Linked DNA regions of Homo sapiens: region 1 is linked to region 2. A link is a loop called in an ENCODE intact Hi-C map of the cell type or tissue named here. Cell type or tissue: PC-9. All regions are shown on one strand. Links, peaks and the distances in the headings refer to the core of each region. The heading gives the core; the rest is flanking DNA.

Region 1 (15,934 bases), core at 4,724-12,723, 70 kb after region 2:
TCCACCTCCTAAAGAGCTCTGGACTCCAGCCACTTTCCGCATTCCTACAGCCACTCCCCTAATTAGGGCTACTATTATCTCCCCACCGGATTACTGTGGAAACTTCCTAACTGGTCTACCTGTCTTCCAGTTTGCCTCACCCCATCCATCCTTCACACACCAGCTACAGAGATCGTTCTAGGAAAGTCAGTCTCCTATTGGCATTAGGATAAATTCCAAACACCTTTACGGAGCTCAAAGTATGTTCAGGATCTGTGCAATGCTCCAGCCCCATTTCTCTACTTCCACCTCACACTCCACACTATAGCCAAGCTAAATTGCTTTTATTCCCTCCCAACACCTCCCACCCTGGACCACCACACGCACACAGTGGGCTCTGGCACATGACCTTGTGAATGCCTGTGATGCCTCCCACCCCAATCCTAACCCATCCTCCCCCTTTTCCATCCTTTGACCCACTCTTGCTCTTCATCAAGTCTCTGCTTACATATGACATTCTCCCAGAAGCCTTTCCTCTAAGTCTGGGTTAGGCAACCCCTGCTCACTCTCCCAAAGCACCTTATATTTACTCGTTCAAATGATTTATCATGCTACACTGCAATGCTATTATTATTTGTCAATATCCCCCTAGCATGGAAACTCCACGAAGACAAGGATAGGGCCTGCAGTGTTCAGCACCAAACTCCCAGTGCCAGTGCCTAACATCATGCCTGGTACTTTGTAAGTGTCCAGAATAAATCTCTATTGAATGAATAAAATTAATCAATTAATGACAAAGTTTTCACTCAAAGACTCTGAAGTCTCTGTGGCAAGTGTTTTTTTGGAAATGAGCTGGGAAAATCACCTTGGAGAAGGTGATTTTAAGCTTTCCTAAAATTTAACCTAGCACATAGAAGGTATTTGATAAATATTTGTTATTTATCCTGTTTGTTACTGAATTGAGAAACAAACAGGATTAACAATGCTACTAGGTATATAAAAATGTAAAGTTTTTTTTTTTTTTATTAAAACTGCTTGTCAGACATTGAATAGGGGGCCAGAACATGTAAATCCAGTTATACGGGTTATACAAGTGCTGGGTCTGAGTAGTCCTTACCCCACCGAGTGCTAGGTGACCTGGATTCAGTATTTTAATTGTTTGCTGTTGCTCCTATTTTATTTACACTACAAGCCACTACTCTTCTGAGGTCAGCCCCACATAGAAAGGAGATTGCACCATCAGTTTTACTCAGATTTGCAAGTCAAAATACGATAACAAGAAAAACTTCAAGTTCACCCTTATTTCTCTTCATTCTAAGCAAATAGATAAACCAATATCCAAGAGAATCTTGCCACTTTGTACAATGATCCTGTGCACATCTGGCAGTCAGCCCGGCCCACACTGGAGTTTGTGTGTTTAGGCTTCCTTTATAATTTGAAGAGCAAGGGTGATGACACAGCTCCTGTGACCAATTCCAGTCCCTGTTTACTATTTGCCCAAGGCTCCTGCCTCAGCTAGACCTGAGATCTGGATTGAGATATTTACTATAAAACAAACCAGTAGTCAGGACCTGCTTTCACTCTCAAAAACACCGGTACCTACAAAAAAAAAAAACTAATCTACAGAAGGTTAAGAGCCCCCACAGAGTCTCCACCCAGCCCTTGTCCATCCTCATCTCCAGTTGTCCCCTGGCCCTTGTATCTCATACTCCAGGCACACTACTCAGGGATCTCCACATCTTCCTCTGTGCTCTGCACAGTCTCTTTTCTATGCTTGGAATGTCACCACTCCAGTCTCATTGGCACTCATTGCCTACCACTCTCTACTGATACTTTTTTTTCTTTTATTTTCTTTTTTTTTTTTTTGAGGCAATGTCTTACTCTGTTGCCTAGGCTGGAGTGCAGTGCTCACTGTAACCTGGACCTCCCAGGATCAGGCAATCCTTCTGCCTCAACCTCCCAAGTAGTTGGAACTACAGGCACACGCCACCATGTCCAGCTAATTCTTAAAATTTTTTATATTTATTTATTTAGTTAGTTTGTAGAGAATGGGGTCTCACTGTATTTCCGAGGCTGGTCTTGAACTCCTGGACTCTCAACTCATACTTAAGGCCCCTCTCCCTGCACCCAAGCCAAATCAATCAGTTCCTCCTTTGTCCCTCCCTTCCTTACCTCTCTCTTACTTAACACATTAGAGATTGTAACTACTTCTCATGCATCTATCTCCCCTAACAAGTTGAGAACTACTTACAAGCAAAAAAACACATTTTTTTTTGTTTATTTCCTCATAAAAATCATAAAATCACACCTCACACATGTTAATCAATGAATGGTTATTTAATGAATGACCCTACCTTATCCCTACCCACAACTGAGACGATACATTAAAATTACCAGAACTTGACTATAATTCCATTCATCATGGTTCTATATATACATCATTGAAACCAAAAATGCAAGTACTACAATTTACTTGCTGTGTAGACTAAGGGTAAATTACAAAATTGATTGTCCTAATGACAAGGAAATCGTTCAGCCTCTGACAGCATAACTTTGAATTGTTGTTCCAACCTGATCAGTATTACAGACAATCCAAAGAGAATTTTTAGAGATTTTCAGTGGCACGCCCTACCTGGCCTTTTAAACATTTGCTCAGCAAGCATTTGTTAAGCACCAGCAATATATGTGTGGCTTTCCATGGTAGGCAAGGACTACCAAATTGTGTTAGAAAAGATCTCTGACCTTAAATGAAGGTCCCTTTCAGTCTAGTAAAGGAACGAAAGCAATTACTTAATGGATGTCATGTGAGTGGTAGAAACAGAGTATTACTGGGATTTACAAGAGGATGAAGGCAGGTGGTCTTTCACTACATATTGCTAGCAGGATGGTAAATGCAGTCTAAGGTGACAATTTTGGCTCCTTTTAGGCCAAGATTTGCACCATTTGTTTAGCTGCAGGTCTCTTAGTAACAATGCAGGAGCTAGGGAGTTAAGATGCCTCTACCTCGAAGGAGAAAGGAGGGTAGAGAGGCTTCTCAACTCTTCCGGGCTTTCCCCACCACGTTAGGTGGTTTACCACTGACGTGCCTTGCAGGGGAAAGTTTAAATCTAACAAGCTTCGGCCGGGCGCGGTGGATCACGCCTGTAATCCCAGCACTCTGGGAGGCCGAGGCAGGTGGATCATGAGGTCAGGAGTTTAAGACCAGCCTGGCCAAGATGGTGAAACCCCATCTCTACTAAAAATACAAAAATTAGCCGGGCGTGGTGGTGGGCGCCTGTAATCCCAGCTACTCAGGTGGCTGAGGCAGAGAATTGCTTGAATCTGGGAGGCAGAGGTTGCAGTGAGCCGAGATCACACCACTGCACTCCAGCCTGGTGACAGCGAGATGCCATCTCAAAAAAAAAAAAATCTAACAAGCTTCAAGATGAAGCTCTGGCCCAGAACTCATCTCCTCCCAGAAGGTCTCTAATGAGGACTGGCCTCTTCCACTCTCACAGCCAATTACTGACTCCCAGGTATGAGCTCCCAAATCACACACCACTAGGACATGATCCCTGCCTTTAAGGTCTAGTGTAACTGTAAATATTTACCACCGTTTGTCTTCATTGCATTTGTTATTGTATGTTCCAAGTTTTTAAAAAACCACTAAAGCCATTAATTATGCTTTCTAATATTTCGCTAGCCCCATTTCCCTCCAATCCAAAATCTCCATAATACCCTCAAACTCAAGTTGTCTCTCTCCCTTATACAAGGTATGGCCCGTGGTTTGCAAAAGATTTATTTTCTCTTACACTTGAAATCTAGAAATTTCCTGCTAAGTCATACAACTTCAAACATCCACCTTTCTCTGGAGACTACACAAATAATCACTACCCAAAGCCAAGTATATCCAAAATGGCCTGTGATATTTCAGAACAAAGGATTCATAAGCAGGAGTTCAAGGATGAATCCACCATTTGAAATTGTATGAAAAAAATCTAATGTGCAAGTGAATATATGGGTTTTTTTTTTCCTTTTGGGGTAACATTCTATTGCTTTCAAGAAATTTTCAGAAGAGGCTATGAGACAGACACACACACACACATCCCCACAGAAACACATAGACCTAAATGAAATCCTAATTTTAGTGAAACATTTTTGTACACAAATGTGACACAATTTCTATTTGTCCAATAAAACCTGTTAAATGTTTCAAAATCTTTTACCACATCTTTTAACTTAAAATATGATTAAAAGGTCTACCTTGCCAGACCAGTGCAAGAAACACAATGACCATAGGAGAAGTAGCAAAGAAAGAGAAAAAAACACCTCCAAATATTTTATGCCTGGAAAACTTGGATCATGAAGAAGATGAGAAAAAAAAAGTAGGTCATTGTAACTTGACATTCAGAAATAAGCAGCAACATTTTATTCTCACTGACCTGTAAGTCACCCTCCAGCTCCGAATTTCATCACTACCTTACAAACGGTTCCTGAACTACCTCAGCATGGCATCTGCTATATAATCTTCTAAAACTAACATTGGGAAACAATTTTTTTTTTTGAGACAGAGTCTTACTCTGTCGCCCAGGCTGGAGTGCAGTGGCGTGATCTCAGCTCATTGAAACCTCCGCCTCCCTGGTTCAAGTGATTCTCCTGCCTCAGCCTCCCAAGTAGCTGGGATTAAAGGCACCCACCACTACGCCCAGCTAATTTTTGTATTTTTAGTAGAGACAAGGTTTCACCGTGTTGAACAGGCTGATCTCAAACTCCTGACCTCAAGTGATCCACCCGCCTCGGCCTCCCAAAGTGCTGAGATTACAGGCGTGAGCCACCGCGGCCAGCCAGGAAACAATTTTAAGAACATAATAACTATACTTAATTCCAAAAATTAATAAGGAGAATGTATGCTGAATAATAATGTGGTGTGAGAGTCTGTGGAAAGACGTACTTGGGTTTGTTTTAAATGAATTAAATATATAAGGCTACCACAGACCTTTACCTACAATGTAATTTATATGGTAGCTGGGCGCGGTGGCTCACGCCTGTAATGCCAACACTTTGGGAGGCCAAGGGGGGCGGATCACCTGAGGTCAGGAGTTTGAGACCAGCCTGACCAACATGGAGAAACCTCGTCTCTACTAAAAATACAAAATTAGCCGGCCATGGTGGCGCATGCCTGTAATCCCAGCTACTCGGGAGGCTGAGGCAGGAGAATCACTTGAACCCGGGAGGCAGAGGTTGTGGTGAGCCGAGATAGCGCCACTGCACTCCAGCCTGGGCCACAAGAGTGAAACTCTGTCTCAAAAAATAAATAAAATAAAATAAAATAAAATTTTATATGGTACAGGTTGTCTCAAAAGAGGAATTTGTATGTGGAGAGCCCATTTTAAATGTGTCCTGCATTTTTATCTGATACTATAGCCACTGGGGATTTATTTGCTTTCATCAGTAGTTACCTGACATCCTTTCTGCATAAATCCAGATAGAAAAGTATCTCTTCTGGTTCTGTTATTTGCTGCTGTAGTTTCCATCTGTAGTGCTAAGATCCATCCCTTATTTTATCTTGGACACCAAGCAAGCTTCTTTTCTTCACACTCTAGTCTCTTCTCAACAGCTTCACAAGGGAATCTCTGGGTTGCTTCAAACGCATCTAACACTTCTTTCCAATTATTTATGTTGGTGACAAACTCTTTCTCACCAACTGTCTAGGGTCACTCAGAGGTACTTGATTTGAAAAAGCATTCGGTTTCCTATCCAATATTTTGGTACCTCTCCAGCTCCCCACTTCAGCTCTGCCGATGTTAGCACATTGTTGAGCAGAACTTGCCTCTTACATTTTATCTGAGATTGGCTATAACATCCATATGCTGAGTTGCTTCCACATTGGTTCTCATATCTGAAAATTGTTAATATCAGCAACAACCCTTAAAAAAAACCCTGTTGCTTTTTAAAAACCCTGAGCACTTATATCACAGAAAGGACCCAATCCCAGATCTGCCACTTATTATCAGTGAGACATCTGAGCAGGTCTCTTAACCCCCTCCCTGAACTTCTTTTTCCTGTCTGTAAAATGGGGAGAATACCACCTTCCTCACTACGTTGTGAGTATTAAATAGGTTCGTGCATGTGAAAGGTTTAGCATAGACACTGGCTGCCCCAAAGCCAGTGCTCGTAAGTGTTAGGTACTTATTTATTCTGAGAGCAAAGTCTTAATTATCTGTGGATAGAGAGGTGAACATTAGCATGAAATTGTGCATTTTTTTTAGGGGAATGGAAACAATTTGCATTTTAAGAGCAAGCAAGCATTTTTGTTTAAAAATATCAAGGGCATATTGTTACAAGCTCCTGCTCTGCAGGGACACTGAGCCCTTCTAAGTTCTTTCCTTTTCCCAATTTTGTTTTCTCCTCCTCTCTGTGAATGAAAACAGCACATAGAGAAATGCTTTGTAAATGCTATAGCAAGATGACCATTTATAAGGACTCTAGAGAAAGTCCTAGGGCAAACTGGTTGCTACATCTAACCCCTTGAACAGGCTGACAAAAGATTTAAACTGTAGCAGCCATGTGAGAAACACACATGTGGTTTTAAAATATTTGAATTCCATTGTACAGTTCTTGGTAAAACCCATGCAGACCAAGGAAGCTGACACATTCAATAGAAGACATGGGCCTCCGTTGTGTCTGTGACCCCTCCAGGTATTTTAAGCACCAGAATCAAAGTACAGAAATAAAAACAAACAAAAGCCCAATATCTGTCCATGCCTGGTCTTACCAAAAAAAAAAAAAATTGTTTTTTTAAAAAATAAGTCTCTTATGGGATGACTGTGGACTTATTTAGCCCATTCAGCAGGATTTTTTACTAAGCTACAATGCAAAAGATTTATTTTGTCATTGTCCAACACCAACAATTGAGGAAACTCGGCCTAGTGCAAAATCCCCAGGAGAAACAATCTACAATTTAATTAGTGAAAAATTGAAGCAATTTAAATACAATTCCAGGCATTTTTTAAAGTAGTATTTGAATAGACAGCTGCTGCATCTACTAAGTGTTTAGGCAAAGCACCATAATCCCTGATCCGATGAGATGCCCAAGGTTATGAACACAACTGTCTGTTGTCAGGGCAAGACCCAGAATTTAAAACAAAACTCCAGAAAGCCTCCCTCAATGCCTGCTCCATCCCCACAAAATAAAGAGATCGCTAGCTAAATAGCCAGCCAGCCAGCTAGCTAGGTAGATAGATAGATAAAGAAAACATTAGTCACAGCCTTTTGAAGCACAGTAGAATGGAGACAGAAAAGGATTTAGAGCCCACAGCACTAAGCTGGAGTCCTGATTTGTTCATTACCTTTTTTCTGTTACTACTTCAAATTCCTCATTTATAAAATGGGAATATTAATGCCTATCCCACATGAGTTTTGAATCTTCAATGAGAATATAAGAAAACACTATATAAATGTTACTTGAAGATGTTGAAATGTTAAAGAAACAGAAAATATAAATTGAATTAGAGATATGTCACTACTGCACCTTCTACCATAAGAACTTTATTGTTTCAGCCTTTTTTTTTTTTTGATGGAGTCTCACTCTGTAGCCCAGGCTGGAGTGCAGTGATGTGATCTCGGCTCACTGCAACCTCCGCCTCCCAAGTTCAAGCGATTCTCCTGCCTCAGGCTGCGGAGCAGCTGGGACTACAGGCGCATGCCACCACGCCCAGCTAATTTCTGTATTTTTAGTAGAGACGGGGTTTCACCATATTGGCCAGGCTGCTCTCGAACTCCTGACCTCGTGATCCACCTGCCTCAGTCTCCCAAAGAGCTGGGATTACAGGCGTGAGCCACCGTGCCTGGCCTGTTTCAGCTTTAAAGATTTATTTGTACATACAAAATATTTTGCCACGCCCAGTTGCAGTCTTGCAAGATGAAAAGGGTTCTGGAGATGGATGGTGGTGATGGTTGCACAATGATGTGAATATACTTAACACCACTGAACCGTATGCTTAAAAATGGTTCGAATGGCAAATTTTATGTTATGTGTATTTTATCACAACTTTAAAAAATTATTTAAAAGCCTTTTACCATGATAAAATCCCCTGGTAGCAAGAAAGAAATCCTCTTCCTTTAATATTTAACTTGGTCAACTGAAAAAGCGAAGAACAAGGGGCTGAGGATCCTAGATGTGCCACAGAGTATGAGCACATTGCAAAGGTATGTACAAATTCTAGGACCTCGGCCAAACTTCCCAAAAGGACTTTTTTGTTAACCTTTGTTAATTGCAAACAAAACCGATTTCAAAATAGAGGTGCCCACACGTTGGTTGCCAAGCCCTCAAACACCCATGCTTTGCACACTTTAAGGGACAGGAATGGCATTTGTGCTATGAGTACTAATGAATACAAATACTTGAAATGATTCAATAGTTTACATCTGAAAACATTTCACAGACTCTCAGTATATGCTGCAACAAGTGCATTAAACATAAGAAGAGCCCCCAAAGAAGACCAAGAATCCACATTAGAACTCATATCCTTCAAGGAGGGTGGACATTCCTGTTCTTGGTGCAGTTAGAGAGGTGTCATATGAATCCACCTATGATTACAAGTCCAGACACAGAAACAGCTACAGGCAGCAGAAGGGAGACATGGTTAAGCATCACTGAAAAGGAGCTCCCAGCAGTCTCAGCTCTGTTACCACCCACCCGCTGGGTTACCTTGAGCAAATCACCAAAACTTTCAAGGCCCCTGTCTACACATCTAGCTCTCAGTGACTCTTTGCTCTATTCTAAGCTTGGCCAGGGAGATCTAATAACAATTTATTAACCCTATGCATTACAAAGTGCAGCTATGAGGAAAAGAAAGAATATTTGAAAAAGAAAAAAAAGAGGGGTGGGCGTGGTGGCTCACACCTGTAATCCCAGCACTTTGGGAGGCTGAAGTGGGTGAATCACTTGAGGTCAGAAGTTCAAGACCAGCCTGGCCAACATGGCGAAACCCCATCTCTACTAAAAATACTAAAGTTAGCCGGGTATAGTGGTGCACACCTGTAGACCCAGCTACTTAGGAGGCTGAGGCAGAAGAATCACTTGAAGCCAAAAGGCAGAGGTTGCAGTGAGCTGAGGTTGCACTCCAGCCTGGATGACAGAGTGAGACTCCATCTCAAAAAAAACAAAAACAAAAAACAAAAACAAAACAAAAAAACACACACTAAACTAAACACCATGATAACAGGGAGATAAGAAGAATCTAAATGACCAAGGCTGAACACCAACAGCTCAAACAAATATCAGGAAAAAGCACCTGCAATAAAGACACACAGCACAGCTGCCATTAGCGAAATGCTAAGGCAACGGAAGCTCAGCTTTTGAACGCAGCATAGGACACAACGCCCCCACCTCCGTGCTATCTTGGAAGTCAGCGGAAACCTCAGCATCCACAGGAACCTGGGCCAGAACTGCGGCTCAGCCCTGAAAATTCTGCAAACTGTCTCTACGGTTGGAACAGAGATTACAATGGTACTAGTTCAGGGCAATCGGGTGAGGGAAGACAGTATAACTTAGTGAAGGTCTAAATTACAAAACGGGGCCCAGCACGGTGGCTCATGCCTGTAATCCCAGAACTTTGGGAGGCCGAGGTGGATGGATCACCTGAGGTCAGGAGTTCGAGACCAGCCTGACCAACATGGAGAAACCCCGTTTCTATTAAAAATACAAAAATTAGCCAGGCGTGGTGGCGCATGCCCGTAATCCCAGGTACTCAGGAGGCTGAGGCAGGAGAATCGCTTGAACCCTGGAGGCAGAGGTTGCGGTGAGCCTAGATCGTGCCATTGCACTCCAGCCTAGGCAACAAGAGCGAAACTCTGCCTCAAAAATTAAATAAATAAATAAATTACAAAATGGTTTATCATCACACATTTCTTTACATACTCTATGTTTTAAACTAAGGTATTAATAATGTTGTAAAATAATTATTTTCATCTAGTCCAAAGTGGGATATTTAATATTAATAGTACACAAAAGGATGAGCAAATCCTCTACAATAAAATAATTGATACACTTAAAAGTTGATGTCAAACTAAAAGACCTTCAACTATTTATTAGATACTTCCTAATTTTATATTTCCTTCACGTGAAATTTCAAACTCTAAGACACTAGGAAAGTTGCTGTTTTTAATTGGCTAGCATTCTCTATCAATGAATAAATGATCACAAGTTGCAAATCTGTAAAATCATCACTTATTAAAATATTCTAAATTGGAGGTGAAATGGTACCATAGTACATATCCTGAGACTGTTCTCTCCCGGGTTCCTGTAAAATACCCATCAAAACAAAGCAATAGAGGGGGAAATCTGATCATGGAGAGCAAAGAGAGGAAGGAGCCATGATCATAACCTGGAGACATGTTCTACCCTTGCACTAATTGCGGTGAGATTCAGCAACACTGTTTTGTAATCACCTCCTGAGTTCCTTCATGAGGGATGGAAGTGAGAGGACTTTCTTAACCTTCGCTGATGGCACCTAAGCAAGAAACTACGTCACCCTGAGAAAACTGACAACCTGCCAGGTCAGTGATCCAAATTCACATCCCTCAGATTTCCTTTTCCCATGCCTAACAGTAATATTAGAAACCACTCAGCAGACTGGTTTCAAAGCCCCAGCATCCACCTCTAACAAGGAAAACCACACGAGATAGAAAAACAGTTGATGAAGGCAAAAAAAAAAAAGAGCAATCCCATTTCAAACTAAAACATTATGCTGAGACATGGACAGCAGAGGCAGAAAAAGAGACCCAGTCAAAAGCCCTTCTTGAACATTTTTTTTAAAGACAAGGTCTCATTAGTATTGCCCAGGCCGGAGGGCAGTGGCGATTATATTCACGCTGTAGCCTCAAACTCCTGGGCTCAAGCAATTCTCCCACCTCAGCCTCCCTAGTAGCTGGGAGTAAAGGCAGGCATCACTACACAAGACTCTGATTATTCTTTTATGTTAGTAGGCCTCAAGACTATTTGCCTTGGTCCCCAGTTTTTTTTTTTCTTTCTTTCTTTCTTTTTTTTTTTTGAGATGGAGTCTCTCTCTGTCACCCAGGCTGGAGTGCAGTGGCGCGATTTCGGCTCACTGCAAGCTCCGCCCCCCGGGTTCACGCCATTCTCCTGCCTCAGCCTCCCAAGTAGCTGGGACTACAGGCGCCAGCCACTACGCCCGGCTAATTTTTTTCTATTTTTTTTTAGTAGAGACGGGGTTTCACCCTGTTAGCCAGGATGGTCTCGATCTCCTGACCTCGTGATCCTCCCGCCTCGGCCTCCCAAAGTGCTGGGATTACAGGCGTGAGCCATGGCACCTGGCCTTTTGGTTTTTTTTGTTGTTCTTTTTTTTTTTTTTTTTTTTTTGAGAAAGCGTCTCGCCGAGCACAGTGGCTTACGCCTGTAATCCCAACACTTGGGAGGCCGAGGCACGCAGATCACAAGGTCAAGAGATCGAGACAGGAGTCTCACTCTGTCACCCAGACTGGAGTGCAGTGGCCCGATCTCAGCTCACTGCAACCTCCGCCTCCCGGGTTCAAGCGATTCTCCTGCCTCGGCTTCTCGAGTATCTGGGATTACAGGCGCCCACCACCACACCCAGCTAATTTTTTTGTATTTTTAGTAGAGACAGGGTTTCACCACACTGACCAGGCTGGTCTCGAACTCCTGACCTCAGGTGATCCTCCCACCTCAGCCTCCCAAAGTGTTGGGATTACAGGCGTGAGCCACCGCGCCCAGTCACGTCCCCAATTTCGAAAGCTGCAACCCTGTTGCAAATGACTTTACCTCACCCTCATGCCTAACCTGAAGTCCAGACATGAATGAACATCCAGGCATTGCTTAGAAGACTGAATGCGTTCCACACACAAAAAGATAAATGGCACTTAGTAAATGCATTGCCAGGCATCATAAATTGGGTTCATTACAATGTACATCAAGCTGCCCTGCAATTTCAGAAAAGAAAGGTGACCCTGCCAGTGTCCAGGGGACTATGAGGCACCTGGGGGACTCCAACATCAAGCCAGGATAGATGCCTGAGATCCAAGTGTAACAGGAGACAAGATGACGTCTGGAGCAAGATGTGACAGGAGAAAAGAAACCTTTCATTGCCATCATCCCTCCCCTAGACTCCAAGTCCTGGGGCAGGTACCTCAGAGAAGTTTCCATCTGGCAAAGGCTGCTGAGAGAAAGGAGTATAGGTGATTATTAGAATTTAGACTTAGGGTTGGGTGAGGTGGCTCACGCCTGTAATCCCAGCACTCTGGGAGGCAGAGGCGGGTGGATCACCTGAGGTCAGGAGCTCGAGATCAGCCTGGCCAACATGGTGAAACTCTGTCTCTACTAGAAAACAATTAGCCGGGTGTGGTGGTGTGCGCCTGTAATCCCAGCTACTCGGGAGGCTGAGGCAGAAGAATCGCTTGAACCCAAGAGGTGGAGGTTGCAGTGAGTCTGGGCGATAGAGCGATACTCCATCTCAAAATAAATACTTAAATAAGTAAAATAAAAAATAAAAAAAATTTAGACCTAGCTAAATCTTGGCTTTAAGATCTCTAAAATCCTAATAGTACATTTCAAACCACAGTGAGGTGGATATCCTTTGGCAAAAGACTATCTCTTTGTAGAAACTGAATACTACTTACTTTGTAGAGACAATTTCTTCATCCTAGGAAGACTGGCCGAATAGGCAGTTTAATTATGCAAAGAGCTTATGAAATAAAGATTGTTACAAGACCACAGCTGTAAAGCCTAGGCAAAATTACATCTCTGCAGACTCTGTTAACTCTGGAGAAATGCTTCTTGTCCAAGAATGGATTTGGACCATATGGTTCCTACAAACCACTCTGGAGATACCTGCATTTCAGCCCTTATTTGTGGATCAGAAGCAGAGATAAATGTATGGAGAGAAGATGTGAAAACCCATCTATATTTGCTGATGGAGGAGGGACTCTAAGTGAAGCCCTACCTGGAAGAAACCCCTGATGCTCTACGTGACTAATCCACACTTGAACCAATGTCCGGTTGCTGGACCTACTTAAGTGGTTCTTAATCTTCTGGGGAGATGCTAGACCACTTTAATAATCTGATGAGGGCGATGGATCTGCTCCCGAGAAAAAGGCATGTGGCCAGAAATCTGCACACAGCTTCACGGGTTTCATGAATCACTCAAAGCCTGTGTACTTTGAGAATGTGTACTCAAAGCTAAAAACTTACGGACCATGGTATTACATAGGGGTCTCGCTAGGGCTATGAATTAAGCTAATAACACTCCTAAACTGTGAAATTATCTTTGAAGGAAATGAGTATTCTTTCCATTAGTCATCCTGAAAAGCGGTAGATCCTGAAAGGAAAAAAAAGGCCTTAGACTGAAGGAGAAACTCTACTTTTTTTCTCCGAGACAAGTGAGACTTTAGTCTGGATTCTCAGGAGTCTAGACATGGTGGGGAATACTGACTTTCACCTCCATGGAAAGCAGGCAGAGCCTGGGAGCAGATCAATCCAAAATTAAAGCCATGCAGATGGCCTGGGCCTATAAATTCCGAAAATAATCATCTCACATCTGGTCACAAGTTACTCTGTATGCTATAATTCTCTCCTGTTACCCTATACCTTTAATAAAGCTATGTTAAATGCTATAACTTACCCTGGGCAACATAGGGAAACCCAGTCTTTGCAAAAAAATGAAAGAAAAAAAAATAGCCTGGCATGATGGAGTGCACCTGTAGTTGCAGCTACTAGGGAGGCTGAGGCAGGAGGGTGGCTTGAGCCCAGGAGGAAGAGGCTACAGTGAGCTATGATCACTCCACTGCCCCTCAGCCTGGGTGACAGAGCTAGACTGCGTCTCAAAAAACACCAAAATTATAGCTTTATCTTAGAAATCGTTGAGGAACTATGAGAAGGGTCTGTGTCCAAACTTGGACTACAGTGATAAACGGGACAGTAGCCCCTTTGTTTGTGTGTGTGTGTGTGTGTGTGTGTGCGCGCGCGCGCGTGTGTGTGTATTTTGTTTTTGTTTTTTGTTTTTTGAGATGGAGTCTCGCTCTGTCACCAGGCCGGAGTGCAGTGGCACAATCTTGGCTCACCGCAACCTCCACCTCCCAGGTTCAAGCGATTCTCCTGCCTCAGTTTCCCGAGTAGCTGGGACTACAGGCGTGCGCCACCAGGCCCAGCTAATTTTTTTGTATTTTTAGTAGAGACGAGGTTTCACCATGTTGGTCAGGTTGGTCTCGATCTCTTGACCTTGTGATCCACCCACCTCAGCCTCCCAAAGTGCTGAGATTACAGGTGTGAGCCACCGTGCCTGGCCAGAGTAGCCCCTTTTGAAGCCAACAGAGTGATGGTGGCTGTAAACCCTGAGACCATGAGCAGCAAACAGCCTGACAGACATCAAAGCCAGTCCGTTCTAACATCCTTCCCCAAAAGGAAGAAGAAAAAGAACTACAAAGGAGGCCAAGGGTCTGCTGGCCCCAGGGCAGGGCTATCAGCCGGTGGATCTCAGGCTGACCTGTGAATGTGATTCCACCTTATACCCAAAAGAGGCCATTGGAATATCATAAAATGATAGATCATATTAAATGAAAAAAGATCATATTGAAAAGTAAATAGAAAACCAAAAAATATTCGAATACATTAATGAATCCCAGAGCTGGATTTTGTCGGGGAAAGAATACGCAGTCTTAATTTTTAAAACATAGAAAACCCAAATAAAATTAGAAATAACTTTGTGTTTAACACTTTATTAAATAAATGAAGATGATCTAATATATAATTTCATGGTAAAATCTTAGTGAAACTGATAGTTTTCTGTAAAGGTTTCAATTCCCAAAAGTAAACCAATATCATAGAAGACATTATGAAATGTGTAAAGGAATTTACACCAACAAAAGACTCAGTGTCTGTTTGGCTTTATTGGCCATTTGTTTTAATTAATTTAACCAGTAATTTTAATTAATTTAGCCAGTAATTTAAAATTACTGGTTTCAAGGACCAAATCCAGGAAGGTTAAGAGATTTGGGGCCAGGCACGGTGGCTCAAGCCTGTAATCCCAGCACTTTGGAAGGCCAAAGCAGGCAGATCACTTGAGGTCAGAAGTTCAAGACCAGCCTGGCCAACATGGTGAAACCCCGTCTCTACTAAAAATACAAAAATTAGCCAGGCGTGGTGGCAGGTGCCTGTAATCCCAGCTACTTGGGAGGCTGAGGCAGGAGAATTGCTTGAACCCAGGAGGCGGAGGTTGCAGTGAGCTGAGCTCAAGCCACTGCATTCCAGCCTGGGGGACAGGAGCAAAACTCCACCTCAAAAAAAAAAAAAAAAAAAAGAGATTAAGGTTACACGTCACACACTCAGTGCATAACTGAGACAGAATTCTGTTTTATTTGTCTACTTTCCTCAGCTAGAAATATGAAGGCTAAGACTGTGCTTTTGTTCCTCTAAGTTGCCTGGTAACCATCATTATAACTTAAACTGAGATTATGGGATGGAACTCTAAAAAAAAAAAAAAAAAAAAAAGAACAACAAATTTCTAAACATACCAGCCCTAATGTCTACCTTTCTTAACCTCTAATGAGTCTACCTCTTTCTGTTAGTGTAGTTGAGATATATGGAGTAACTGAACCACGACTAGGTATTATATACACAGGAGGTACACTCGTATTTCTACTGTATTCTATCCTACTTTATGTAAGTCTGCGACGGGTATTTAGTCCCAAAGTCTTTGATAAAATGTTTTGCCATTCAATATTTGAAATGTACATACACCACTGCATCATGTATTGATTTTATTTCAGATGCAGTTTCTCCAATGCCTCAAGAATAGTAAAGTCTATATTACATGTCATTCTCTTAAAGATCATTTTCTTGGAGAGGAAAAAGTAGTCAAAAGTGTGATGGATTTTCTTCTTCTGATGGATATGGGGAAACTCACCAGTGTAACAACTGCTTTGATAGATCTATATAGCTGAA
Region 2 (15,934 bases), core at 4,087-12,086:
TGATAGGAATGTTGCCTCCCCCCATTTAAAAATCTTTTTGTATATAGATTTCATGTGTCAATGATAAAAGAACAGAAATAGGTAAATCTTTTGTGATATACAAGATGTACATTACTAAAAAAGAAATGTGAAATATAAAAATGGGACCCAATCATTTCAGTAAGTTTTATTACTAATATTAATCATGTTAATAGATAATTAACGTTAACTTTGACCCTTTAAATTCTGTGTTTTATATTCTCATGGATCCCAGACTGCATCATGCCTTTAATAGTGCTCTTTAGAGAGAATGATTTTTCTTTCTAAAACACATCTAAGTATGCTTTGTTGAGTAGTTTCACTGTAAAAGCAAATACAAGTGGGAGGATAAAAAGAAAAACAATTTCAAAGGAAGGAAGGAGAGAAGGAAGAGAAAAGAAAGGAGGAAGAAATTTCGTTAACCATATTCTAAGGCCTATACCACCATTAGTAAACTGTAGATATATTTTAATTCATTTCTCATACTTCTCCTTGAAAAGCATATCTTCCCATGTTAAGCGGAACAAGAACTCAAGTTCAGATTTAATAGAGTGCAGAGGGGAAGGCTGAGAGTGGGTGCAAGAGTTCACGAAAAAAGCTGGAGAGAGGATGGAGGGCCAAGCATCCAGTTTATGAGAGAGGAAAGGGGCTGCAGGATCACGCTCCTTTTGTAACATCCCCCTGCGTTTCTGGTCCTCAACTCCAAGTCTGCAGGGTGCGACCAGCCCCAGAGCCAGCAGAGCTGAGATAGACACCCCTCCTGGTTTAGCTCTGCTGCGCACACCATCCCAAGACCTGTGGGGTCAGGCCATGCGGGCAGCTCAGCAGCCACAAGGTCATGGCTGGGTTTGGCATGAAATGCTCACACTCGGAGTGAAAATAGGCCTCTGAAGAAGGATGAAGCAACAGCCAAGAAAGAACCACTTTGCAAACAGACTTCCGAGGAGAATGAGCCTCTTGAAATCCTCTGTGCAAAAGTTCACACCATAAAACAGCTGCTGCTTAATGTCTCCGGCTTCTAATGAGCCCCGAGCTCCCGGTTTGCACAGAACTTCCTGGCGAATGGTGTCCAAGGTCCTTTGCTCTTCCCCGCGCCGTTCAATCCCGTAAGTGCTCTTGGTCAAAAACTAGGTCATAAACTTATCCACTGAGAAGCGTTTACTGTTGTTTCAAATGGCGTATTCTGTTCAAGAGGTTATGATAACAAAAGAAGAGCAGCAAACAGGCTTTCAAGTTGGGGCATGTGGTTGCCAGGTTAAAAAACTGGCTCCTTACCTTATCTTAGTTCAGCTCTTTTAGATTCAAACTACTGGACTCTGGCCATTTTCTGGACTGATACAAATCATTTCTAGAATGACTAGATCAAATTTTATTTACTCTGTTTCCAGCTTTGAACTAACAGTTCCAAGCCAAAAAAAAAAAAAAAAGTTGCTGTTTCAGAAAGTATTGGCAAGATTCTCCCACTACCAAAGTTTACAGCATGGTTATACCCTGCCCCAGGAAGAAGGATGTGGCGGGATGGGGGTAAGGGAGGGAGAGAAATGGAGGAGGGCAGCTGTTTGTTCAATAAACTGCAGCAGAAAACCGCCCACATCCCATACTGTTTCTTCCACACCCCCAGCAGAGAAGCAGGAGGTGGCAGCATGAGAAGTCATTCCTCCAAGGCGAATCGTGCTGGCTGGCTGGCTTTCTGCACTCCCACATAACTGACCACGGTCCTTTCTGATTCACCCATGGAGCACAAGGACAGAAGCCAAAGGGTTTGTCTCTGCTTCCTGGGATGTTGATTCCTGCCCTGATGGAGCCCAGGAGATTTACGCCTCCTCCCCACCCATCCTCACCCTCACGTCCAACTACCCCACCCTCCTTCCCCAGTGTTTCTGAGCTCTAAGGCACACAGGGCTGCATTACAAAAGTACTCAACTAAAAGGTGTATATTTTGCATCCCACACCTTCCAAGAATATGCTGAAACTCCTCTCCACAAAAAGACACAGCTGTGGTCAACAGTCCCTAGGCTCCCCAAAACAGCATGTCCTCCACACTCAGCAACCAGGCCTCTGCTTTCTCTTCTGGAGTGGGAAGGAAGGAAAGGAATATGAGAAGGCAGGGTAGAAGAGCTGTAGCCCACCCCTACTCAGCCGGCTGGAAAGCTCCAATTTGTTAACCTAGAAAACCCTGGGGCATTGCAATCAAAGAGTGGCTCCACCCAAGCAAATAACTCGGATTATTTTTTTCCCTACTAGTGGGCAAGAAGAGAAAAGGGAAAATAAGGACAAATGTGTTCAAAACAGAAATACTGCATAACACTAACTTGGCTTTGGGCAAGGACCAGATTATAGGCCCAACACCTCCATTTCTGTCCAAGTGGAAAGAGAAACTACAGGGTGCAACCTTAATCCAGCTGCATGAACTCTGTTGCCCAGAGACTCTGCCAGCCCAAGAAGATCAACATAACCCCAAATTGCTCCTCAGTCCCCAGCTGGCCTTTTTTTTTTTAGACAGTTTCACTCTTGTTGCCCAGGCTGGTGTGCAATGGCATGATCTTGGCTTATTGCAACCTCCACCTCCCAGAATCCCAGATTCAAGCTATTCTCCAGCCTCAGCCTCCCAAATAGCTGGGATTACAGGCATGCACCACCATGCCCAGATAATTTTGTATTTTTAGTAGAGATGGGGTTTCACCATGTTGGTCAGTCTGGTCTCGAACTCCTGACCTCAGGTGATCCGCCTGCCTTGGCCTCCCAAAGTGCTGGGATTACAGGTGTGAACTAGGCATGTGGCCTAGTTCTTCAGGGTTTTTAAAGTTCTTTTTGGTAAACTGATTCTTTGTAATATACTGGTCTTAATTATAATTACCGTGGAAAGATCATTTAGCTTCAAAACTCAATGTGAGGTGGTTCTGTGTTAGAGTAGACTCTGCATGTGCATGAATTTTTCTCCTAAAAAGCCTCTCAACCCTTTCTCAAATGACTAAACTGTGACCAAAGAATGGGAACTGATATTGATGTCACAGTTCGGTTAATTGTTAAAAATAAATAAATCCAGGTTTTAGGTAATAAAACCTAAGACCAATAATTCATCTAAGACCAATGCTACAACATGTTGTCCTTTGCCAACTCTAAACGGGAAATACAAGCTGGCACAAGATGGGCACTAATCAAAGTCCTTACGTATCTCTAAACACAGGTTCAATATGACCTAACTCACATTAATTGCCTTGAAGGCTCATCTGAATTCCATGATTTAAATTTAAAAAAAAAAAAAAAAGTTGAATTGTTTTGAAAGGCGTAGAATGCCAAAAGTTGTTTACAGTTTTCGTCAGGTAAAAAGATATAACTGGCCAGGCGTGGTGGCTCACGCCTGTAATCCCACCACTTTGGGAGGCTGAGGCAGGTGGATCATCTGAGGTCAGGAGTTCAAGATCAGCCTGTCCAATATGATGAAACCCCATCTCTACTAAAAATACAAGAATTAGCTGGACGTGGTGGCATGCTCCTATCATCCCAGCTACTCAGGAGGCTGAAACAGGAGAATCACTTGAACCCAGGAGACAGAGGTTGCAGTGAGCCGAGATTGCACCACTGCACTCCAGGTGCAACTCCTGAGCAACAAGAGTGAAACTCCATCTAAAAAAAAGTTTTTTTAAAAAGGCCGGGCACAGTGGCTCACGCCTGTAATCCCAGCACTCTGGGAGGCCAAGGCGGGCGGATCACCCAAGGTTGAGAGTTCGCGACCAGCCTGACCAACATGTAGAAACCCCGTCTCTACTAAAAAATACAAAATTAGCCGGGCGTGGTGGCGTATGCCTGTAATCCCAGCTACTCGGGAGGCTGAGGCAGGAGAATCGCTTGAACCCGGGAGGCAGAGGTTTCAGTGAGCTGAGAACGTGCCATTACACTCCAGCCTGGGCAACAAGAGCGAAACTCCGTCTAAAAAAATTATATAAATATATATATATATATATAACATAGCCATCGTTAGTATAAAAATTGTACTTTTTATTTTAATTTTTTTCAGACTGAGTTTCACTCTTATTGCCCAGGCTGGAGTGCAATGGCACGATCTCGGCTCACTGCAACCTCCGCCTCCCGGGTTATAGCAATTCTCCTGCCTCAGCCTCCCGAGTAGCTGGGATTACAGGTATGTGCCACTACGCCAGGCTAATTTTGTATTTTTAGTAGAGACAGGGTTTCTCCATGTTGGTCAGGCTGGTCTCGAACTCCCGACCTCGGGTGATCTGCCCGTCTCGGCCTCCCAAAGTGCTGGGATTGTAGGCGTGAGCCACCGCGCCTGGCCAAAAATTGTACTTTTTTTGTTGGGGGACAGAGTCTCACTCTGTCTCCCGGGCTAGAGGACAGTAGCGCGATCTCAGGTCACTGCAAGCTCCACCTCTAACCAAGTTGTGGGAAACAGGAAATGTATTGACATTAATTGCCTTGTAGGCCCATCTGAATTCTTTGAGATTCCTCTCTTCCCCTCCCTGCTCTTGGCTTGCTCAGTGTTCTTTTACCTCCATCGTCACTGTGTAAGGAATTATTGGCAACTAGGCAAGAATGTCTATGAGCCTAATTTGAACTCTGCTGTCTTTCCGCAAAGAAACCAGAATCTGAAACTCTTACATCTCAGTGAGCCCCCAGAACAACCAGGAAAAATGAACTCCCAAAGGGGGAAAAATACCCATAGATTCAAAAAGAGATGAGTATACGGTGTGTTTCCAGGTCTAGCTCCACATGGCCTTTATACGCCAAGTACCACGGGATTAATGCTTGGAATGCTCAACATTGGTTATGCATAGGATTAGATTTATAAATATAAATGAGTAATACTTTCAGCTTATCTTTTCTAAAAAGTACTGACATAGCTGTAACAGCCTTAGCCACCAATAAGAAACTGCCTGTTAAAGTGAATATTCTTGCTAGTTTAAAATAGTAGCTCACTCTGCCTGACAAAACCATTTACAACATCTATAATATCTACGTATTCAAACTGCCACAATCATATAATTCATCAACTGAGAATTACCACATATTCTACCAGCATGCGGAGAACCTTTTAAGTATCTGGAAGGACCTAATGAAATGTACATCCTAACCCCAGAAAAGATGTAACTTCTTCTATGAACAATGTTCCACTCAAAATACTTTGAGAGGGGCTGGGCACAGTGGCTCACGCCTGTAATCCCAGCACTTTGGGAGGCTGAGGCAGGGGGGATCAACTGAGGTTAGGAGTTCGAGACCAGGCTGGCCAACACAGTGAAACTCCATCTTTACTAAAAATACAAACATATTAGCCAGGCGTGGTGGCACGTATCTGTAATCCCAGCTACTTGGGACGCTGAGGCAGGAGAATCACTTGAACCTGGCAAGTGGAGGCTGCAGTGAGCTGAGGTTGTACCACTGCACTCCAGCCTGGATGACAAGAGCAAAACTCTGTCTCAAAAAAAACAAAACAAACAAACAAACAAAAAACAACTTTGGAAGGGAAAAATAAAATGAAACACAAGTTCTACAGACACAAAGTTAAATGTGATCATTCAAGGTCCACCCGGCACATGTTCCTTGTATGTGCCATGCTTTTGGTTGGCCATGGCTCACAGTTATCTAAGAATTTACTATATTCAAATGTAGTTTTATGTTTGCCCAAAAAGTACAGCTACGTGTTTTCACTTTCCAGATATACGGCTGTCCTCCACTCCCTTGGGCTTCTCACATGACGAACTTGAAAATAAGTTTCTATGAGACCAACTTGTCCACATCTCTGGGCCTGTTCAGTCAGAGACAGATGTGTAGTGCTCTACAAGAATGGCTACCAAGGCCGGGCGCGGTGGCTCACGCCTGTAATCCCAGCACTTTAGGAGGCCGAGGTGAGCAGATCACCTGAGGTCAGGAGTTCAAGACCAGCCTGGCCAATATAGTGAAACCTCATCTCTACTAAAAATACAAAAAAAAAATTAGCTGGGCATGGTAGCAGGCACCTATAGTCCCAGCTACTTGGGAGACTGAGGCAGGAGAATCACTTGAACCCAGGAGGTTGCAGTGGGCCAAGATCACGCCACTGCACTCCAGCCTGGGCAACACAGTGAGACTCTGTCTCAAAAAAAAAAAAAAATAGCTACCAAAAAAATTTAAAGATTGCTGAGCATGGTAGCACACACTGGTAATCCCAGCTACTCAGGAGGCTGAGGAGGGAAGATCACTTGAGGCCAGAAGGTCAAGGTTGTAGAGTGCCATAATCACACCCGTGAATAGGCACTGCACTCCAGCCTGGGCAACCTAGTGAGACTCCATCTCTCACACACACACACACACACACACACACACACACACAAAGCTAACGGTCTCTAAATTTAAGAAGACACAGAAACAGGTCTGGGCACAGTGGCTCACACCTGTAATCCCAGCACTCTGGGAAGCCGAGGCGGGTGGATCACAAGGTTAGGAGATCGAGACCATCCTGGCTAACACGGTGAAACCCCGTCTCTACTAAAATACAAAAAAAAATTAGCCACACATGGTGGCAGGAGCCTGTAGTCCCAGCTACTCGGGAGGCTGAGGCAGGAGAATGGCGTGAACCCAGGAGGTGGAGCTTGCAGTGAGCCGAGATCGCGCCACTGCACTCCAGCCTGGACAACAGAGCGAGACTCCATCTCAAAAAAAAAAAAAAAAGAAGACACAGAAACAAACATGATTGGAGGAATCTAGGGGGAGAGGCAGAAATGAATGAATATTGGCTTACTAGATCTCCTTTTAACCAAACTCATTAGATTCTCAGGCATAAATGTTGCTTTTTAAAAACCGTGTCAAGGTACATCATGGAACAGCATGTCTCCTATTCCTACCATTTCAGATAAAGTCTGGTCACTCTTTAACTTCTCTACTTGACCAGAATATGTGCTTAGCTCTTAACATTAAAATTAGGAAATCTTAATATTGGCCTATGATATCTCCTCATGTTAAAAAATAAAATAAAAGGAGAATAATCGTACATGAACCAAAAATGCTTACGCTGTAAGAAATACTACCAGGAAATGACAAATTTTAAATCCTTTATAATGTGATTATGGCTACTAGCATGAAAAGGGATTATTCATAACTGAAATAGAAAATTAAGGAGCAAAACTCTTGGTAAGACAAAATACAAACCAGGCTGGCAGCATTTCCCTACCTGAAGAGCACTCATCAGTCATTCTGACTGTCTTGTGATAATGCTTCAGCAAACCCACCAGTGAAATGAGCTTGTTGCCAATTCCTATGAATTTAAAACAGGACAGATATGTCACACTATGCAAAACATGGCATCATGTGATCAGAAAGACATTTAATAATCTGAAGCAGAACAATAAATGTCAGCAAATCCTTTGGAACTCAGTGCTTCTGAGATAGACCCTTTAGGATGTTCCTGAAATAGATTTTATGCACTCAATCAATTTTTGTTTCTTCTGTAGTTTCCATTTGCAAAGGGACCTGGGATGTGCAGATGACATGTGAGTGACATCATGCTTGGACATGACACTAAGGGGAGAAAAGACACATGCAACAGAGAAAAATGCAGCAATGCCTTTTCCAGGGCTTTCCTAGAGAGACCGCCACTGACTGCACCACGTCAAAATGAAAGCTTTTCCCAATGGGAACTTTTATTACTGTTCCTATTAAGAGAACAGAAGGAAAAAAAAAGCAACTTTCTGGTTTTCACAGGAAAAGAATGATTTCCAAATTATGATTTTTGAGAGGGAAAGACTTATTCATGGTAAACATGAAACACATGGTGTTCTCAGAGGGTTTCTGTCCACCCTACACAGTAATATCTCTCATATGAAAGGAACAATTATTAATAGTTAAACACAATACCCCTTAGAATGCACTATATATTTCTGTTTAAAGCCTGAGGTCCCAGAGAGCCTTTAAATAATGATTCCAAAGTGAACTTCCTGCTTCTCACTCTGGAGCAAACAGAGTAGCCACATCCCACATGCTACAAAATGCAGTTGGGTGGACTCAGCTATCAACAGGATATTTGCCCACTGGACCCATTTTCAGAATGTGAAAAGAGAAATTTCAGCCAACTGGGAAGGCCAGTGGCCTCATTAGGAAATACGGGACCTATTCAACCATTGTGGGTTGTTTCCAGTTTTTTATTTGCCCTTGTTGGTGTTTTGCTTTGCTGTTTCATCAGGGTGTGGATCTCAGTGGCTCTTAATCCCAGATGTACAGGAGAATCATCTGGGAGGTTAAAGACAACACCCTTCAATGGGCCACCAGGAGGTTATAATTTGCATCTAGAGTTGAGAACCACTATCCTACCCCCATCTGACTCCAGCCTCACCAATCCAGCCTCCAACTTTCAGCATTGCACTGTATCATTTAGGCTTCTGATGAGAACTGTCAAGCAAAGCTGTCTTTCTTCCTCTTTCTTCACTTTAGAGATTTCCAAGAGGCCCTCAAGAGAGTATCAGTCCATTTTCCATGCAGTGCCAAGGATGCTCTATATTGCTATGTGCAGGCTGTTCCTAAGAATACAGGACGTTCCAGGCCGTATGGGATACGCAGCTCACTCCCACAGGGTCCCTGACTCTCCACCCCACCCCCACCGCTATTCTCATGTATGTCACAGGCTTGTCTTGAGGGAAGGCATGGGATAGAATATCTCAGGAGGTCCTATCCAATTTCCTAGCAATCTGTAACACAGGAAAGAGCGCCCTGCAGTCTGTCACTATGATACAAATGCTTCTCACAAATACCTCAACCATTAGTCTCGCCCTAAACAAACAAACATCATGCTAGGCAGAGCCGAGTGCCATTCCCTGGACGACAGGAGAATGTGACTGCAATTGCAATGCCTGTTGAGTGTACGCAATTATCTTTTAATATTAGCAAAAGCTGTATGCAGCGAGCACCCCCACTCCCACCACACACACAAAAATCCGTATCAGCTGCCTCTCCACCTGACCATTTCTCAGGAAATGAATATGTCAGGTAAATGAAAGAGAGATGGGGTCACCAGCACCTTAGTAAGATCTAATTCAAATCCTTCATTTTTGGAAAATCCACTCATTTAAAACCAAAATCAGGAATTTTGAAAAAAAAAAAAAATTGGCAGCCTTTCAATTTGAAAATAGAGTAACTTAACTGATGAATTAAAAAAATTTATAGACAAGATGGCATTCTAAATTTCAACAAGTATTTTTAAGTCCAAAAAAAAAATCACTGTGTCCCTCCATTAATTCCAACAATAGTATGTGGCTTTGCACATAACACAATCTAAGTATTTATTTGCTTGTATTTTGATCTCAGCAGTGGAAAGTCCATAAAATGAAAGATTCATATACACTAATGGCTGCTGTTTATTGAATGACTGGTACATACCAGGCACTCTGCTAAGTGCTTTCCAGGTTTCATTCCATTGAATTCCCTCAACCTGATGGAGAACAACCAGGTTCTCTATTTTATAGATGAGTCCACGAGGCTTCAATAAATAAAACAACACATCCATAGTCCACAAAGCTAGAGGGTGGCCGAGCTGGTACTTGGAGAGAAGTCTGGCTAACTTCAAAGCCCTCAACCACTTTTATGAACTATTATAGTATATTATCCTTTATAAGTAGGTAATGTACTAAAACACCACTACCACTGACACTTTTTTAAAAACAGGGGGCAGAGACAAGCAACCTGAATTCTTACGTAACTTACTTATTTAAAGACCCTGTCTTTATTTTTTAAGACAGGGTCTCTCTCTGTTACCTGAGCTGAAGTGCAGTGGCGTGTGATCACAGCTCACTGCGGCCTCTACCTCCCAGGCTCAATCAATCCTCCTGTGTCCGGAGTAGCTGGGACTACAGGCGTGTGCCACCACACCCAACTAATTTGTCTTATTTTTTGTGGAGACAAGATCTCACTCTATTGCTCAGGCTGGTCTCAAACTCCTGGGCTCAAGCAATCCTGCCTCAGCCTTCCAAAGTACTGGGATTACAGACATAAGCCACTATGCCTGGCCTGAATTATTTGACTTTTATTCTTGAGGAAAACATTCATTGTGGAGTGAGGGTGAGAATGTGGGATCTGGAATCTTGTCTCTGATATAAACTGACCACAGGCAAGTTATTGAACCTCAGAGAGTCCACATTCTCTTCTTTGAAATGGAAATAACAACGTCCACCTCACATGGCTGTTAGAAGAACCTACTGAAATAGCCATCTTTGGTACTCACTGTTAGCTTTCTTTCTTCTCTTTTTTTATTATTTTTTCTTCTTATTTTTTTTTTTAGACAGAGTCTCACTCTGTCACCCAGGCTGGAACGCAGTGGTGCGACCTCGGCTCACTGCAACCTCCACCTCCTGGGTTCAAGCGATTCTCCAGTGTCACCCTCCCAAGTAGCTGGGATTATAGGCACCTGCCACCATGCCCAGTTAATTTTTGTACTTTTTTTTTTTTTTTTTTTTAGTAGAGATGGGGATTTCACCATGTTGGCCAGGTTGGTCTCGAACTCCTGACCTCAGGTGATCCACCCGCCTCGGCTTCCCAAAGTACTGGGATTACAGGTGTGAGCCACCACGCCTGGCCTTTCTTTCCTCTCTTAGTCTCAGTGTCCTACTCTATCAGCTAGGGATAACAAACTTCATCATACCAACATCACAGAGGTCATTAAAGGAAAAGATATTAGTAGAATTGCTTTGAAAAAAAGTTATGTTTTAGAGAAGCTTTATTTCAGATCATTAGCACTTTTAGGTGTACTGACTCCCTGAAAAGAAATTATAAATCGTCACTTAGTCAACCTGAAGAGCTCATATTTAAGAAAGTAGTCTTAACTTTTTTATTGTTTTGTAAATTATCTTGATTCATATGTTTTTCAGCTCTGAGTTCTATTTTTTTTTTTTTACTTAGTGTTTCAAGGAGTCATTATTAAGCACCCATTAAGTACTCAGGCCCATAGGGAATTTTAAAAGTTGGAAATAGGATTCTTGCACCTAGGAAGGTATGATGTTTGGCTGGGTTTTCTAAAAGTAGGCACACATAAAATGTGTGGATTAATCAGTAGTTGTCAGTGATTAGCATTAGGAAAAGCGTGTAACTATTAACCAGCAGCAGAAGAGGATCAGGTGTGGTGGCTCACACCTGTAATCTCAGCACATTGGGAGGCTGAGACAGGAGGATCACTTGAGGCCAGGAGTTCAAGAACAGCCTGGGCAACATAGCAAGACTCTGTCTCTATAAAAAATAGAAAATTAGATGAATGTGGTGGCAGTAGCCCTAGCTATTTGGGAGGCTGACATGGGAGGATTGCTTGAGTCCAGCAGTTCCAGGCTGCAGGCTGCAGCGAGCCATGATCGCACCATTGCACTCTAGGCTGGGCGACAGAGCAAGATCCTGTCTCAAAAATGCAAACAAAAAGTAGCAGAAGGGAATTTCTTGGTCATGCTGGAACAGTTCTGTATCCCAATTGCAGTGATGGCTACTTGAATCTACAAGGATAACAAAATTTTGTAGAAAAATCTACACCCCCCTCCCTCTCCCTCTCCCTCTCCCCACGGTCTCCCTCTCCCTCTCTTTCCACGGTCTCCCTCTGATGCCGAGCCGAAGCTGGACAGTACTGCTGCCATCTCGGCTCACTGCAACCTCCCTGCCTGATTCTCCTGCCTCAGCTTGCCGAGTGCCTGCGATTGCAGGCGCGCACCGCCACGCCTGACGGGTTTTCGTATTTTTTTGGTGGAGACGGGGATTCGCTGTGTTGGCTGGGCTGGTCTCCAGCTCCTAACCGCGAGTGACCCGCCAGCCTCGGCCTCCCGAGGTGCCGGGATTGCAGACGGAGTCTCGTTCACTCAGTGCTCAATGGTGCCCAGGCTGGAGTGCAGTGGCGTGATCTCGGCTCGCTACAACCTCCACCTCCCAGCAGCCTGCCTTGGCCTCCCAAAGTGCCGAGATTGCAGCCTCTGCCCGGCCGCCACCCCGTCTGGGAAGTGAGGAGCGTCTCCGCCTGGCCGCCCATCGTCTGGGATGTGAGGAGCCCCTCTGCCTGGCTGCCCAGTCTGGAAAGTGAGGAGCGTCTCTGCCCGGCCGCCATCCCATCTAGGAAGTGAGGAGCGCCTCTTCCCGGCCGCCATCACATCTGGGAAGTGAGGAGCATCTCTGCCCGGCCGCCCATCATCTGAGATGTGGGGAGCACCTCTGCCCTGCCGCCCCGTCTGGGATGTGAGGAGCATCTCTGTCCGGCCGCCCCGTCTGAGAAGTGAGGAGACCCTCTGCCTGGCAACCGCCCTGTCTGAGAAGTGAGGAGCCCCTCCGCCCAGCAGCCACCCCGTCTGGGAAGTGAGGAGCGTCTCCTACCGGCAGCCACCTCGTCCGGGAGGGAGGTGGGGGGGTCAGCCCCCCGCCCGGCCAGCCGCCCCGTCCGGCAGGTGAGGGGCGCCTCTGCCCGGCCGCCCCTACTGGGAAGTGAGGAGCCCCTCTGCCCGGCCAGCCGCTCAGTCCAGGAGGGAGGTGGGGGGGTCAGCCCCCCGCCCGGCCAGCCGCCCCATCCGGCAGGTGAGGGGCGCCTCTGCCCGGCCGCCCCTACTGGGAAGTGAGGAGCCTCTCTGCCCGGCCAGCCGCTCCCTCCGGGCGGGAGGTGGGGGGGTCAGCCCCCCGCCCGGCTAGCCGCCCCGTCCGGGAGAGAGGGAGGTGGGGGGGTCAGCCCCCCGCCCGGCCAGCCGCCCCGTCCAGGAGGTGAGGGGTGCCTCTGCCCGGCCGCCCCTACTGGGAAGTGAGGAGCCACTCTGCCCAGCCAGCCACCCCGTCCGGGAGGGAGGTGGGGGGGTCAGCCCCCCGCCCGGCTAGCCGCCCCGTCGGGGAGAGAGGGAGATGGGGGGGTCAGCCCCCCGCCCGGCCAGCCGCCCGTCCAGGAGGTGAGGGGCGCCTCTGCCCGGCCGCCCCTATGGGAAGTGAGGAGCCACTCTGCCCGGCCAGCCGCCCCGTCCGGGAGGGAGGTGGGGGAGTCAGCCCCCCGCCCGGCCAGCCGCCGCGTCCGGGAGGGAGGTGGGGGGGTCAGCCCCCCACCCGGCCAGCCGCCCCGTCTGGGAGGTGAGGGGCGCCTCTGCCCGGCCGCGCCTACTGGGAAGTGAGGAGCCCCTCTGCCCGGCCAGCCGCCCCGTCCGGGAGGGAGGTGGGGGGGGTCAGCCCCCCGTCCGGCCTGCCGCCCCGTCCGGGAGGTGAGGGGCGCCTCTGCCCGGCCGCGCCTACTGGGAAGTGAGGAGCCCCTCTGCCCAGCCACCACCCTGTCTGGGAGGTGTACCCAACAGCTCATTGAGAACGGGCCATGATGACAGTGGCAGTTTTGTGGAATAGAAAGGGGGGAAAGGTGGGGAAAAGATTGAGAAATCGGATGGTTGCCGTGTCTGTGTAGAAAGAGGTAGACATGGGAGACTTTTCATTTTGTTCTGTACTAAGAAAAATTCTTCTGCCTTGGGATCCTGTTGATCAGTGACCTTACCCCCAACCCTGTGCTCTCTGAAACATGTGCTGTATCCACTCAGGGTTGAATGGATTAAGGGCGGTGCAAGATGTGCTTTGTTAAACAGATGCTTTAAGGCAGCATGCTCCTTAAGAGTCATCACCACTCCCTAATCTCAAGTACCCAGGGACACAAACACTGCGGAAGGCCGCAGGGTCCTCTGCCTAGGAAAACCAGAGACCTTTGTTCACTTGTTTATCTGCTGACCTTCCCTCCACTATTGTCCTGTGACCCGGCCAAATCCCCCAAAAACACCCAAGAATGATCAATAAAAAAAATAAAAATAAAAAAAATTTAAAAAAAACCTCTAGTTAACACATAATAATGCCCGCACTGAGCAGGTGTTCACTAAGGTGTTGAATTAATAGTTGAAACTGTAAAAAAAAAAAAAAAAAAAAGAAAGAAAACCAGTGTTAGTTAGAATGTGGATAAGTTGGAACCCTTGGGCATTGCTGGTGGGAATATAAAATGGTGGGCTGCTGTGGAAAATAGTTTGGTGGTTCCTCAAAAACTTAAATATAGACTTACTAGATGACCCAGCAATTTCACTCCTCAGTGGTATATACTCAAAATACTTGAAAACAGAGACTCAAACAGAAACTTGTCCACCAATGTTCATAGCAGCATTATTCACACTAGTTAAAGGTGGAACCAACCCAAGTGTCTATCAACTGATGAATGGATAAGCAAAATATAGTATATATGTATAATGAATATTAATTCAGACATAAAAAGGAATGAAGCTCTGAAACATGCTGTAATTTGCATGAACCTTAAAAACATGCTACATTACATAAGCCAAACAGAAAAGGGGAAAAAAAAAAAAGAAAAAAAGAAAAATCTACACCCCCTTCCAAAAAAAGAATGCATGTAAAAATCGGTTAAATCTAAATAAGGTCTCTTACCTGAGTTAATGGCATTATGCCAATGTCAATTTCCTAGTGGTTTTTTTTTTGTTTTGTTTTTGTTTATTTTTTTGTTTTGAGATGGAGTCTCGCTCTGTCACCCAAGGTGGAGTGCAGTGGCATGATCTCGGCTCACTGCAACCTCTGCCTCCTGGGTTCAAGCAATTCTCCTACCTCAGCCTCCTGAGTAGCTGAGACTACAGGCACATGCCACCACGCCCAGCTAATTTTTTGTATTTTATTAGAGACGGGGTTTCACCGTGTTGCCCAGGCTGTTCTCGAACTCCTGAACTCAGGCAATCCGCCCGCCTCGGCCTCCCAAAGTGCTAGGATTACAGGCGTGAGCCACCACACCCAGCCAATTTCCTAGTTTTGACTATGTACTAAGGTTATGTAAGGTGTTACATTGGTGGATGCTGAGTGAAGGCACATGGGAACTGTCTGGACTATACTGCAACTACCTGTGAATCTTTTTTTTTTTTTGAGACAAGAGTTTTGTTCTTGTCTCCCAGGCTGAAGTGCAATGGCATGATCTTGGTTCACTGCAACCTCGGCCTCCCAGGTTCAAGAAATTCTCCTGCCTCAGCCTCCCAAGTAGCTGGGATTACAGGTGTCAGCCACCATGCCTGGCTAATTATTTTATTTTATTTTGGTAGAGACGAGGTTTCACCACCTCGGCCAGGATGGTCTTGAACTCCTGACCTCAGGTTATCTCCCCATCTCGGCCTCCCAAAGTGCTGGGATTACAGGCATGAGCCACTGTGCCTGGCCACCTGAATCTTAAAATATAAAAATAAATTAGCTGGGCACAGTGGCGGACACCTGTAATCCCAGTTACTTGGAAGGCTGAGGCGGGAGAATCGCTTGAACCTGGGAGGCGGATGTTGCAGTGAGCCAAGATCGCGCCACTGCACTCCAGCCTGAGCAACAGAGTGAGACTCTGTCCAAAAAAAAAAAAAAAAAAAAAAATATATATATATATATATACACACACACACATATATATGTATATATATATATTTATATATGTGTGTATATATATATGTGTATATATATTATATATGTGTATGTATATATATATTTATATATGTGTGTATATATATATGTGTGTATATATATATGGCGCTTATAAGAGGAAGCCCCTTATAAACTGATATGGGAAGATTTCTAAGATGTATAGTTAAGTGAAAACCAAAAGGAAGACACTGAAGCATGCGTACAATATGCTACCTTTTGTGTAAAAGCAGGAAATACAGAAGAGATACTCATATTCCCACAGAGCATCAGTGGACAATGCAGGCTACATCAGAAACAGGACAGTGGTTACCTGCAGGGACAGGGAAGAAGGGACTTGACAGATGAGGCACAAAGACGAAAGAGAGAACATTACACTTTTTGGGTTTTGAACCATGTAATGTAATATTATTCAGGAAAACAAATCAAAAGTCAAAAAGAAAAAACTGATAGCAACATAATGATAATATCAATGTGGAAACCTGCGTGTCAGGTCCTTTGCTGAACAACTTAAATA

Evidence for each region. A loop is a pair of places that touch in the nucleus more often than their neighbours do. Peaks named below come from ENCODE experiments on the same cell type or tissue, not always from the same donor. Only the 100,000 strongest peaks of a DNase experiment are listed, where the experiment ranks them.
Region 1: a loop joins it to region 2, with 2.8 times the contacts of the local background. A loop is called at or near these places in 2 of 110 quality-filtered maps.

The regions. Positions count from the first base shown.
Region 1 is chr6:21,724,170-21,740,103 of GRCh38, reverse strand. All of the region lies in intron 2 of CASC15 (cancer susceptibility 15), which reads right to left. Among named protein-coding and RNA genes, the nearest start is that of CASC15, 66 kb to the right of the region's middle. RefSeq lists an enhancer at 378-1,300. In PC-9, for the core only: no CTCF peak of the experiment used is centred there; a DNase peak (open chromatin) is centred at 8,243; H3K27ac peaks cover 2,563 bases.
Region 2 is chr6:21,793,990-21,809,923 of GRCh38, reverse strand. CASC15 (cancer susceptibility 15) reads right to left here. Exons shown (of 12, transcript NR_015410.2): 4 at 7,184-7,267. Among named protein-coding and RNA genes, the nearest start is that of CASC15, 140 kb to the right of the region's middle. RefSeq lists an enhancer at 11,465-12,062. In PC-9, for the core only: no CTCF peak of the experiment used is centred there; a DNase peak (open chromatin) is centred at 8,783; H3K27ac peaks cover 1,401 bases.